Linked DNA regions of Mus musculus: all the other regions are linked to region 3. The links are chromatin loops, found by intact Hi-C in ENCODE. Cell type or tissue: heart. All regions are shown on one strand.

Region 1 (2,500 bases), 62 kb after region 3:
ATTAGTAGTAGTAGTAGTAGTAGTAGTACTGCTATTACATCATTGTTGCTATTTATTGTGGGTGTTTGTGTATGAGTGTTCATAATATATTTAGGAGGAGGAGGATGTCCTACACTGCATGTGGAGTTCAGAGGACGACTTTACGGAGTTGGCCCTCTCCTTCCAGTTTTATGTGTGTCCTCGGGAATGAACTCAGGTGACTGACTACTCACCAAGGCCCTCACTCGCTGCCTCATCTCTCTGGCCCACAACTTGATTTCTTTTTCTATGTAAGAAGATAAGAGAACAGAGCTGATAAAGTTCCCAAAGGAGAGGTCGCATTCTTGAGTAAGGCTGTCTAGTGTCTATTTTTAAAACATGGCAGTGCAGCAGCCCTTCCTTGAGAGGAGGGGCACATTTGGTCTTATTTATCTGTTAACTAACATTAACAGAATGTTAGTTGCATTTTTAAATTCTGCAATTTCAAAACAAAAACAAAACCATGTTTTAATACATTTCAGCCTTTGTCAGGTTATGATCTAAACTTTTGAGAAGGAAGCCCCACCCCCCACCCCCACCCCAGACACACACAGAGATAACTTAAGAAATGACTTTTCCTTAATTATTTCAGCTCAGCACAGAAAGGCTTTTCACATTTCTTTTCTGCACGACAGGGAGTTCTTTAAAACAGAAACACTAGAAGGAGCAGAAAGCTTCTCATAGAACGGATAGGCAGGAACTCCTCAGGACAAATGGGGGAAGACGGTCTGTCGTCAAGGATACCCATCCGGTACTTGCTTTCCTGTTTTAGAAGTTCTAGATAGCGAACGAGGATGCTGTAAAACATGTACACAGTATATCTTTGTTTCTGAAGACCTCAAAACAAAATTGTATTTGGAAATTTCATTCAAAGGTTTTCTAATGATGCTTTCTACAGTGATAAATAATCGTGGTAGTTGGAAAAAATAAAGTGACTGTTGAAACTGTGGTACGTTGTGTCCTTTCACCAAATCCACCCCATTCCTTTTCCCCTTTGCCTGCTCCTCTCCCTCTTCCACTCCCCCTCCCTCTTCCTCTCTCTCTCTCTTTCTCTGTCTATAAAGAATTCTAGAAACCACTAATAGAAAATGCAATTTCCTATTGCCTTTCTGTATCGGGCTTGTTTTGCTTTATAGCACAAGTCTCCATTTGCTTCCATTCTCCATCTAATGACAAAATTTCATTCTTTAATATGGCTGAGTAAAAAACTCTTGTGTGTTTATGCTACTTATCCTTTGTTGGCTAGTCTGTTTACAGAAACATGGTTTTATTCCATGTGGGCTATTGTAAATAGTCCAGTAAATGCGGGCACAGGGGTATCTCCGTTCTATGTTTACCTAGTGGAGTTGGGTGTGTATACCCAAAAATGGTATAGCTAGAAGAGATGGGGACCCTTGTCCACAGTAGTGAGAGAGGAAACTGGCCTTGCCCTGAGGAGATCAGTATGGAAGAACTTATCTCTTTAGAATATAAGTGCCGTGCCTCTTTGGTTTGTTTTTTTTTTTTCCATTTTTTATTAGGTATTTAGCTCATTTACATTTCCATGGTTTGGTTTATTTCTATGTCTTTCTTATGTAGGGGTTTGCGTGTGTGGTGCAGTTCTGACTCTATAGGTAAGGAAACCACAACATAGGTTAAATAATTTACTCTTCATTTTATGCTGACTCATCACCAGGCAATTCCCAAGGCTTTATGTTGCTGTTCCTGTACAGAGTGCACAAGGCAGACCTGCAAGGAATTCTGGGGATGCACATTAGAAGGCTGTCACTCAGAGGACTTTGAGTCACAGGTTTTTAAGAGAACTTCAGAACTATACCGGCAAGAGTAGGGCAGCTTCTGGCAACAGCATCCACTCTACTGAGTGCCATCTTGTTCACTGTACGTCTGATGATGTTGTTGCCTGGTAGTGATTTTAAGAATTCTGGAAACTTAGCAAGAGGAAGTAGTCCTGAGTGGAAATTGATGACCCAGTCTAGGGAGGTTCCTAGCATGCTCTTTCCCAACACGCAGCGACACATTCTGAGCACCTCTGTTTTTTAGCTTCTATTATCCACCACCCAAGTTCTCAATTCAATTTCAGACTCGGGCAAAAGCCTGTAATTCTATTTGTTTTGGGTAAATTTAGCAAGCTGCTCCTGATTACACCTTAGCCAGAGACCATCTGTTGACTGGCGTGCCTCTCCGAGGAGTGGTTTCTGTAGGCGATGAAACGGGAAGAGGTTGAAGCGCTGTTGCTGTTAGTAAGCAGATGCACCACATCCAGGATGGTCCTTCCCGCCCTTCAATCTGCCAGCTCTCTGTATTGATGGAGTGTCGTATGCCTGCGAGTCATTCCATCCTCGGGCAATGAGAAGTGCTCTCCCAAGGGCCATTTATCAAGTGCTTCTCCTGGCATTTGATGGAAGGGAATCTCGAAGTCATAGCTTGATACACACAGGGCACTCTGCTGCGTGTCCCGAGTATCTAGGTCTGTGTGTATATA
Region 2 (2,500 bases), 52 kb after region 3:
GCATTGCTGCCTGACCCCCCTTTTTTTTCTCTCATACCTTGCCCTACAGACAAGTTTGAAATATTTGTAGGGTACACCAGATGATCCTAAAGGGATTATAACAACAGCAACCATCACCTTTTATCACGGTTCAGGTAATGAATTTAATGATCTCAACAGCCCCATGAGATAAGTACTCATATTATTTCTGTTAGAGGTGAGGGGCGTGAAGCACAAAGATTGCCCTAAAGTGATTTACCTAAGGTTACCAAGCCGGGAAGGGCTCCCAGTCTGGCCAGTGGTTCTGTGTGTTTCCCAATGCGCATGCCTGACAGAGCGGTTATGCTTTCTCAGCTCCTGGGGAATGGGCACAATGGGCAATGAAGAGAAACAGTTCACACGATGAATTCTGTAGGGTATCATTCTCTTTCCATCTCGCTCCCTGCTTCTGAGGAACTGGAAGATCCAGAAGGTTCTAGAAGGTTCTCCTTTGCCTTTTTAACAGCTTTGTGAAGGCATGATTTATATACCATAAATTCATGAGTTAAAACATAGAGTTCAAAGCATTTTGGTGCGTTTCCAGGGCTATATAATCTCTTCTGCAGTCTAATTTTACAAGGCTTCCATCATAGGATGGCCCTCATGCTCTTTGTCAGCCATTGTTTTTCCTATTCTTACTTGCATCTGCATACTTGACTGTTTTAGACATTTCATATTAATGGAGTCAAGTCGTGTTATTATCTTGAATCTGACTTCATTTTGATGAACATAATGCTTTTAGACTTCTAGACATTTGACTGAGATGCAAGGTTTTTTTTGTTATTTAACCTATCTTTCAAGTTAGTTTAAGCCTGCCTCCAGGAGCGTAGAGCCTGGCTTTGCTCACTGAAGGCTATGGCTTCTGGCTGTCACATTTATGTAGACCAACTGAGGTCTAACCACCTCTTCCTCTTCCTCCTCCTCCTCTTCCTCCTCCTCCTCCTTTCCTCCTCCTCCTCCTTCTCTTCCTTATCATCATCATCATCACTGTTGTCAACATGAGCTTTCCAGATGTGTATGAAGTGCTCAGATGTGGATGTCCTCCTACATAAAGCATCTTGTCATTTTATAGCTCTGTATATAGTGTGCCAAGTACACAGTTTGGTAGGAACAAAAACTAACAGTTCTCTGGGAAAAATATAACCTGGTCATTTCTGACAGCATAGTTAAAAGCTTGTTTGATGAACAGATCAGCAGACTAACCAGTTATTTGGAACACTGTGTAATTGAATTAACTTCCTTTCCTACAGGCCTTTCCTTTGGGCTCTTTAGAGTTAAGCCATCATAGTTTCTATATATTGTAGCTACTTAAAACAAAACCCTCCAGTCTAAGGACTGCAGGCCATTTAAATTGTAAGGACAAATATCATAAAGATATTTGACTAGTGGACGGTACAATAAGCTAAATAACAAAATCACTTCTGTTCACTTCAAAACCATTTTAGAATGATTTTCAGTCACTGTAGCCTGGAATTCCCTATATGTAGTTCATTTCAGGTAGATAGATAGATAGATAGATAGATAGATAGATAGATAGATAGACAGACAGACAGACAGATACATAGATACATAGATACATAGATAGATAATTTCAGATAGATAGATGATAGAGATAGGTGGATAAATGGATCGATAGGGTATGTAGTTCAGATAGATAGATAGATAGATAGATAGATAGATAGATAGATAGATTATATGTATGTATGTATGTATGTATATATATATATATATATATATATTCCATCATAGATGAATAGATAGATAGATGGATGGATAGATAGATAGATAGGCAGGCAGATATCCATGGGAGCATATGTGTAGGAAGAGGTAATGACATAACAAATATCAGAGTTCTTGTTTGAAGTCCACTGATTTGATTGGTGGCATCCAGATCTTGAATGTGTTATGCAGAACCACGTCCAGCTTTCATGCAGAAGAGTTAAACTATGTATGACATTGCATATAATTTCAAAAGCTTCCTCTTCAATAGATGATAAATTTCCATTAAAAATAGCTACTTACTGAACACATTAGGAGGATTAGGAGTTCTGGGATGTGTCATGAGTTAGAGTAATTGCTATCAAAGGTAAGAGGAAATGGATGAGGTATTGTGGGGCAGCTCTGTGAATCCAGTGGCCATGAAATGTTCTCTGGTGAGATGATGTTCAAGGGGAGACCTGGCACTGAGGGGAAGGCCATTGTAGGCACAAGCAATAGGACATTTTGATGCCTCGAGGCTGGGCTGTGTCTTCAGAATGGAGCAGTCTGAGAAGCAGGTTAATAATAGTAAGGAATGCTGGGCCTGAAAAGGCAAGTTGTAGGCAATTGGGCCTACACTTGAAGCTATTGGAGGGTCCTGAGCATTTATCTCTTCCTGTGAAGAATACTGGGCTTTTATTTATTTGCTTGATAATAAAAATCTCAGGAAAGCATTGCCCTGGTGGTTTTCTTCTCATGGAAAAATAAATCTGCACTTGTATGT
Region 3 (2,500 bases):
GCCTGCCTACAGGACCAGCTAAGGCAAGAGGTGAATAAAATACACTCTTGAATTAAATATTGTCCCACATCGGACATGGGGACAAAAACACACCTGACGGTCAGCAAGCGTTCTTCGAACTAGCACATACAAGGATAACTATAAACTGTTTCATTTGGGTAGTCTTCCACTTGCAGAAGAAACACAAAGAACTGAAAACTAAAAATTTCAGCAAACTGGATCCAATAAAGAGCAAACAACCCGTTTCGATGTATGGCAGTGTCTTTAAAATTCAGAAATAAGGGATCCCCCCCCCACCCCCCCCACCCCCGGTCCTGTATTCCATGGGCGTTTCTTCTTACCCCTTGGTTTCGTATGTAAACTAGAAAATGAAAACCAGACCCAGTGACCCAAAGGGGATGAAGCATGTTTGTTTTGTCTATTATATTTCTCTGCTCACGCCTAGATGCCTTGCATCCCTGTCCCCCGTGTTTGAAGTCGAGAGCTGGGAACAGACATGAGATTGAGGTCCCAGGGGGAAGCCAAGTTCAGCCTGAGCTGGTGAACTCTCGGAGACTAAGGGCATATAACTCCGAGCTAAAGACGCTCAAGTATGACGTTTCTGTCAGGAGTGCAGAGACCCGTGTGCCTCCACAAACAGGTTTTCTTTGTGGTAGTCTGAACCAGCTGAGCGCCGTGGCAATTTTCCTTGAGTAACTAGTTCCAATGGACGACAGCGAGTTTAAACACGAGCCCCAGATTACAAAGTGTTTTCTGCCCAAAGTGTTTTGCTGGAATTTTTTTTGGGGGGGGGGAGACGACGGGGGGGGGTAGTGTGCCAATATTGTGAAACATTAGCAGGGTTTTGTAAGAGGCCAAACATAGGACAAAATAGGTGAGAGGGGAAAGCGGAGACACTGGAAGAGCAGCTCATGAAAAAATGTCTGTGCACCTAGTAGCTCGCAAAGAAATAGGGGGTAAGTGGGGGATGGCGTGGGAACACAAGGCTGATTTTAGGTCACTCGCTGGCAAGGTGTTCTGTCTACTGTTCGAATGGGTTTTAATCCTAGGCTGCTGTGTCATGTGCTTGGGACCTTAAGTAATTACTATTAAGAATGTCACAATAAACCGGAGCCATTAGAAGGATAGTGGAGATTTAGTCCCATAGTCAAGCGCTATAAACATGTGAGTGTAATTTAGGAATCCTTTCTGCGGCTGGGCCCCATAAAATGGCCTCTTTCCTCCCTGGCTTTCCAACGTCTCACCTGCAAAGCAGTAATCAGCGTAGTCATTCTTTCCAGCCGCCTTGTAATTTATCTGACTGCAGAGAACCGTGACGGAGGTAGATTGTGGTTGGGGCGGTGACCCGCACCTTTTGCTCTTTTTGTGTGCTTTGCGAGGGACTCGCCCATCTAACCCTGCCGGATTCTCTGTGCTGTGCAAGCAATTCTGCCTTCTCTGGAGAGAGACCAAGAGGCGGAGTTCAGAGTGGCGGCCAGCAGGGGGCGCCCTTGCCAGATAAGAACAGTTTTTTTTTTTTTTTTCTTCCCCCAATACCAACATAGCACAAACATCACACAGTCGCTATCCTGTCCTTTTAAATTAATTTGGCTCAAGATTGGCCCCCAGAAACATTTTGCTTTGTGTTCCCAGCTCCCGGGCCACACCTGTCTGACAAGTTCTTCCACATCACTGTTTCCAGCTTCCATCACCTTAGCTGCCAAATGGTCACCTTTTACTTAGAAACTGGAGAGTGGTTTTTTTTCTCTCTTTCTATATCACAGGTCAAGCTGAAGGGCACAGTCACCTGCAGGGAATGGGACCAAGTATGTTCACTGAGCATTTTGCTGTTTTACATGAGCTCACCAAGAAAGAATGTCTCTACGAGGGAAGGAAAAACCTGTTTCCTTAGAGTGGCCCACAGCTTGTTTTCTCTTGTCAGGGTGATAGCTCTTTGGTTCCTGCCAGTGGGTATACACTGGGAAAGGTGGGAAAAGATCCTGAAAATTCCAGGGGTGGGCGATTCTTCTAGCTGGGAGGACAGTGTCTGATTCCTAAGGGTGACTCAGTACAGTAATTCTGACAGTCTAAACAGCACGCACACACACAAATACATGAGTGTGAATGTGTGGTAGATGACAGTCTATCAGGGTGGTGACTAGAGGAAGCATTTTGTTTCTTAAAAGCTTGGCTTCCATGAACTTGGTGCTGGACCTTTATTGGATAAAGTCCTCCCACCCAGCCAGACAGCCAGACGTCTGCACAGGAAGAGTTCCCAGTGCACACCAGGGCCTGTTACCACAATCTAATGCTTTATCGGGAGAGCCTTTTCTCGACTGCCCGAGCCACTAGGATCCTGTGCCCTCTGCTCTGCTGGAGGACGAGCTGCCCTGACACTAGAACGACTGCCACTCTGGCTGAGGTGAGGTGGAGGGCAGAACCTGCAGCAGGGGATGCTGTACTCTGCTTCAGGCTCTGAGCCCTCCTCTGCTCCCCATCCTCTGAGGCTGGCTCCAGTTTT

Evidence for each region. Peaks named below come from ENCODE experiments on the same cell type or tissue, not always from the same donor. Only the 100,000 strongest peaks of a DNase experiment are listed, where the experiment ranks them.
Region 1: a loop joins it to region 3, with 1.9 times the contacts of the local background. A loop is called at or near these places in 2 of 42 quality-filtered maps.
Region 2: it touches region 3 in a loop (2.1-fold over the local background); 2 of 42 quality-filtered maps call a loop at or near these places.

The regions. Positions count from the first base shown.
Region 1 is chr17:62,720,997-62,723,496 of GRCm38, reverse strand. The region is part of intron 1 of Efna5 (ephrin A5); the gene reads left to right. Among named protein-coding and RNA genes, the nearest start is that of Gm52303, 56 kb to the left of the region's middle. In heart, no CTCF peak of the experiment used is centred here; no DNase peak of the experiment used is centred here; H3K4me3 peaks cover 681 bases; H3K27ac peaks cover 1,133 bases.
Region 2 is chr17:62,730,938-62,733,437 of GRCm38, reverse strand. All of the region lies in intron 1 of Efna5 (ephrin A5), which reads left to right. Among named protein-coding and RNA genes, the nearest start is that of Gm52303, 46 kb to the left of the region's middle. In heart, no CTCF peak of the experiment used is centred here; no DNase peak of the experiment used is centred here; H3K27ac peaks cover 405 bases.
Region 3 is chr17:62,783,087-62,785,586 of GRCm38, reverse strand. The region is part of intron 1 of Efna5 (ephrin A5); the gene reads left to right. Gm52303 (a long non-coding RNA gene) reads right to left here. Exons shown (of 2, transcript XR_003952355.1): 1 at 1,245-2,500. It overlaps Gm46583 (a long non-coding RNA gene), which reads left to right. Exons shown (of 2, transcript XR_001782160.2): 2 at 1-2,500. Among named protein-coding and RNA genes, the nearest start is that of Gm52303, 6.1 kb to the right of the region's middle. In heart, a CTCF peak has its summit at 1,458 (motif pointing right); DNase peaks (open chromatin) are centred at 1,426 and 2,386; H3K4me3 peaks cover 746 bases; H3K27ac peaks cover 1,453 bases.